Linked DNA regions of Homo sapiens: region 2 is linked to region 1. A link is a loop called in an ENCODE intact Hi-C map of the cell type or tissue named here. Cell type or tissue: gastrocnemius medialis. All regions are shown on one strand.

The links. Hi-C counts contacts between places; a loop is a spot of excess contacts. Peaks named below come from ENCODE experiments on the same cell type or tissue, not always from the same donor. Only the 100,000 strongest peaks of a DNase experiment are listed, where the experiment ranks them.
Region 2: a loop joins it to region 1, with 18 times the contacts of the local background. A loop is called at or near these places in 13 of 110 quality-filtered maps.

What each region holds. Positions count from the first base shown.
Region 1 is chr12:46,982,937-46,985,436 of GRCh38, forward strand. No RefSeq gene overlaps it. Among named protein-coding and RNA genes, the nearest start is that of PCED1B, 95 kb to the right of the region's middle. In gastrocnemius medialis, a CTCF peak has its summit at 1,240 (motif pointing left); a DNase peak (open chromatin) is centred at 1,189; H3K27ac peaks cover 398 bases.
Region 2 is chr12:46,341,485-46,343,984 of GRCh38, forward strand. No RefSeq gene overlaps it. Among named protein-coding and RNA genes, the nearest start is that of SLC38A2, 30 kb to the right of the region's middle. In gastrocnemius medialis, a CTCF peak has its summit at 1,215 (motif pointing right); no DNase peak of the experiment used is centred here.

The DNA.
Region 1 (2,500 bases):
TTTATCAGACCTGGGAACAAGAGCAGGACGCCATGTTTTATCCTGGTGCATACAATGTCAGCCATTATTTGGCAATCCGGCAGGATGGCCTCACAGGTATTTTGGTCTCAGGCCAGAGATTGGAGTGCCTGCTCTGAAGTGGGGTAGGGGCCTCCACAGCCAGAACTGTGAAAATCACCTCAGCAGAAGGCATTAGAACTGTACTCTCCACTGTGGCAGGCCTGGGGCAGGAGAGCTGCTACAGCTGCAGTTTCTCCTGGACAATAAGACTTGCAGCTACAGCCAGCTTGGTAACATGGAACCAGTCTCCATGTGCTATTGTTGGGTGCCCCAGCCTGCTCTTCTGAGATTACAGTACAGTGGAGTCCTCTCTGATCCACACCCAGGCAAATCTCCAGGTATTCAGACCACCCTCTCACCTGGATCAGCCACCTGAACCCCTCCAGCCTTCCTGTGCATAGATTGTGCTGCAGTGAAGCCCTCTCCACTCCACGTGTAGGCAGATCTCCAGATATGTGGAGCAACTGCTTGCATGGACTAGCAGTCTCAGTCACCCCACCCTTCCTGTGCAGGGATCCTGTGTGGGTTATGGGGGAATGGGAGGAGGGGGAGTTCTACTTCACACCCAGGCAGATCTCCTGGCATTTGGAGCACTCACTCACCTGGAACAGCAGCTTCACTCCCTGCATTCTTCCTGTGCATAGACCATAGTGCAACTGGGCCATCTCGACTCTACACCCAGGCAGACCTTCAGGCATCCAAAGCACCTGCTTGCCTAGACTGGCAGGCTGAGCCACTCCACCCTTCCTGTGCAATTATCTGGGTGCATAGGGGCCCTCTTTGTTTCAAGCCCAGGCAGATCTCTAGGCTTCAGGAGCACCCAATCTTCTGGATTAGGACTTTAGCCCACCCCATCCCCATGCAGAGAACTTGGGGCCAAGGAGATTTCTCAGCTTCCTGCCTAAACACACTTCTGGGCACTTGGTGGCTGCCCACTGGATTCCCCATTGGCACTGGTACTTGTCCCTGCCATCAAGGGACTTGTAAATGGACCTGCCAGGTCCAGCCTTACACATCTTGCCCCCCACCCCACAGCGTTAAGGGAACTTGGACCACTGTTCACTCTAAGAATCAGCCTACTGCCTAAGGCAACAGAGAGCTTCTCTGTAAACAAAGATCAGGTATATAACCAGATCATTGGCCATAGGCAGCGCTTACAAAAAGCACCATCTACTGGCTTGTGGGTTGAACTGCACAGCCCAATATAAAATCTGCCAACAGAAGTGCCTAGGGATATAAAAGCAAAGTCAAAAGACCCTACCCAGCACTCTCTGCAGTCACACCCCAGGGAGTAAGGGAAAGGGAAAGAAGAAAGAAACAGTAATATCACAGGAGAAGAAGGAAAGAGAAAAAATCCTACCTGGAGGAAAATAGTTACAAAAATTATAACTACAGCATCTCCAGATGAGAAGGAACCAGTGCAAGAATTCTAGCACAACGAAAAATCTGAATGTAATAACACCACTAAAGGATCACACTAACGGCTCCAGCAATTGTCCGTAATGAATATGGAAACTAAGAAATGACAGAGGAAGAATTCAAAGCATGAATTGCAAAGAAGCTGAAGGAGATCTGAGCTAAGGTTGAAAATCAACACAAAGTAACTCCTAAAGCAATTCGGGAAATGCAGGAAGAGATAAACATCTTCAAAAGAAATCAATCATAACTTCTGGAATTTAAAAACTCACTTAAGGAATTTCAAAATACAATTGAACGATTTCTCAATGGACTGAACCAAGCAGAAGAATTTCAGAGCTTAAAGGCTAGTCTTTTGAACTAACTCAGTCAGACAAAAATAAAGAAAAATAATTTTTGAAAATGAAGAGTCTTTGAAAAATATGAGATAATTTAAAGTAACTAAACCTATAAATTATCACCATTCCTGAAAAAAACGGAGGAAAAGAAAACAACCTGGAAAATATATTTGAGGGAATAATTCAATATTGTTTTCCTAGTCTTGCTAGAGAAGCAAATATCCAGATATAAGAAATCTACAGAACACTTGTGAGATACTATGCAAAATGAACATCACCAAGGTGTATTGTAACCAGAATGTCCAAGGTCAACACCAAAGAAAAAATCTTAAAGGCAGCTAGAGAAAGAGGTCAGATCACATACAAAGGGACTAACAGCGGATGTCTCAACAGAAACCTCATAAGCCAGGGGTGATTCGCTGCCTATTTTTATCATTCTTAAAGAAAAGAAATTTCGGCCGGGCGCGGTGGCTCACGCTTGTAATCCCAGCACTTTGGGAGGCCGAGGCGGGCGGATCACGAGGTCAGGAGATACAGACCACGGTGAAACCCTGTCTCTACTGAAAATACAAAAAATTAGCCGGGCGTGGTGGCGGGCGCCTGTAGTCCCAGCTACTCGGAGAGGCTGAGGCAGGAGAATGGCGTGAACCCGGGAGGCGGAGCTTGCAGTGAGCCGAGATCGTGCC
Region 2 (2,500 bases), 640 kb before region 1:
TACTTAAGATATGAGTAGTTTATATACTACAATTACAGTGTTTTAGTAGTCTGTGTTTTTCTCTATACTTACTATTACCAGTGAGTTTTGTATCTTCAGATGATTTCTTACTGGTCATTAATGTCCTTTTCTTTCAGATTGAAGTACTTGCTTTAGCATTTCTTGTAGGACAGGTCTGGTGTTGATAAAATCTCTCAGCTTTTGTTTGGGAAAGGCTTTATTTCTCTTTCTTGTTTGAAGGATGTTTTTGCTGGCTATTCTTTTGTAGGATAAAAGTTTTTTCCTCCTTCAGTACTTTCAATATGTCCTGCCACTCTCTCCTGGCCTGTAAGTGTTCTACTGAAAAGTCTGCTGCCAGATGTATTGGAGCTCCATTGCATGCTATATATTTCCTTTCTGTTGATGCTTTTAGGATCCTTTCTTTGTCCGTGACTTTTGGGAGTTGAATTATTAAATGCGTTGACGTAGTTTTCCTTGGGTTAAAGATCCTTGGTGTTCTATAACCTTCTTGTACTCGGATATTGATATCTTTCTCTAGGCTTGGGAATACCTCTGTTCTTTTCCCTTTGAATAAATTTTCTGCCTTTATCTATCAACCTCCTCAGTAAGGCCAATAACTATTAGATTTGCCCTTTTGAGGCTAGTTTCTAGATCTTGTAAATGTGCTTTATTCTTTTTTCTTTTTTCTCTTCTGACTTTGTATTTTCAAATAGGCTGTCTTCAAGCTAACTAATTCTTTCTTCTGCTTGATCAATCCTGCAATTAAGAGACTCTGGTGTATTCTTGAGTATGTCAGTTGCATTTTTCAACTCCAGAGTTTCTTCTTGATTTTAAAAACTTATTCTATTTCTTTATTAAATTTATTTGATAAGATTATGAATTCCTTCTCTGCATTATCTTGAATTTCTTTGAGTGTCCTCAAAGTAGCTACTATGAATTCTCTGTCTGAAAGGTCATGTATATCTGTCTCTCTGGTATTGCCCCTGGGTGCCTTATTTAGTTTGCTTGGTGAGGTCATGTTTTTCGGGATGGTCTTGGTGCTTATGGATGTTTGTCAGTGTCTGGGCATTGAAGAGTTGTGTATTTATTGTAGTCTTTTCATTCTGGACTTGTCTGTACCCGTCCTTCTTGGGAAGGCTTTCCAGATATTTGAAGCGAATTGGGCACTGTGATCTAAGTTTTTGGTCACTGCAGCCATATCTGCATTAGGGGGCACTCCAAGCCCAGTAATGCTATAATTCTTGTAGCCTAGTAGAGGTACTGCGTAGTGGTCTTGGATAAGATCTGCAATGATTATCTGGATTACCAGGCAGAGACTCTTGTTCTCTTCCCTTGCTTTCTCCCAGAGTCTCCCTCTGTCTATGCTGAGCTGCCTGGAACTAGGAGTGGTTGTAGTAACACAAGCACCCCTGTGGCCTCTACTACTGGGACTGTGCTGAGTCAGAACTGAAGCCAGCACAGTGCTGGATCTTGCCCAAGGCCCACTGTAATCACAACCTGACTACCACCTATATTTGCTCAAGGCCCCAAGGCTCTACAATCAGTAGGTGGTGAAGCCAACAAGTCTTATGTCCTTCTCTGCAGTGCAGCAAGTTCCCCCTGGGCCCTGGGTGGGTCCAGAGATGTTGTCCAGGAGCCAGAACCTACAGTCAAAAACCTTAGAAATCTACCTGATGCTCTATTCTACTGTGGCTAAGCTGGCACTGAAACTACAAGACAAGGTCCCTTCCACTCTTTTCTCCCCTTTCCCCAAGCAGAGGAGTCTCTCCCTGTGTCCACCAGCACCACCACAAGCCCAAGGGAGTACTGCCATGGTGCCACCAATGTTTACTTAAGGCCCATGTGGTCTTTAGTCCGCTCTTATAATAAATGCTGCCAGGCCTGTGACTCACCCTTCAGGGCAGTAGTCTCCCCTCTGGCACAGTGTAGGTCCAAAAATGTGATTCAAGAGCCAACACCTGAAACTGGGGACCCCAGCACCCCAGTTGGTGCTTTTCTCCACTCTGGCCTATCTGGTACCTAAGATGCAAGACAAAGTCCCCTTTATCGTTTCTCTGCTTTTCTCAAACATAAAGTATCTCTTCTTGTAGCCACAACAGCTGTGAGTGTGCTGTATCACACCTGAAGCCAGTACATCTCAGAGTCTCACCCATGGGCCACAGTGAGTACTACCTGGTTACCACTGCTGATTATTCAGAGGCCAATGGCTCACAGTCAGCAGGTGATGAATTCTTCCAGACTCAGTCTTTCCCTTCAAGGCAGCAGGCTCTCTTCCGGCCCAGTGTGTGTCTAGAAATGACATCCAGGAGCTAGGGCTGTAATGGGGCCTCACAACTCTGCCTGGTGCCCTACCCTACTATGGCTGAGTTGGCATCCAAGTTGCAAACATGAAACACAGGCCTTTTCTTTAACTTTACCAACCATCACCAGCATAAAGCAATTAAAATGACCTAAAAAGAAACAAGCAGTAGGTTTCTTGCAGAACAACAAACAACATAAA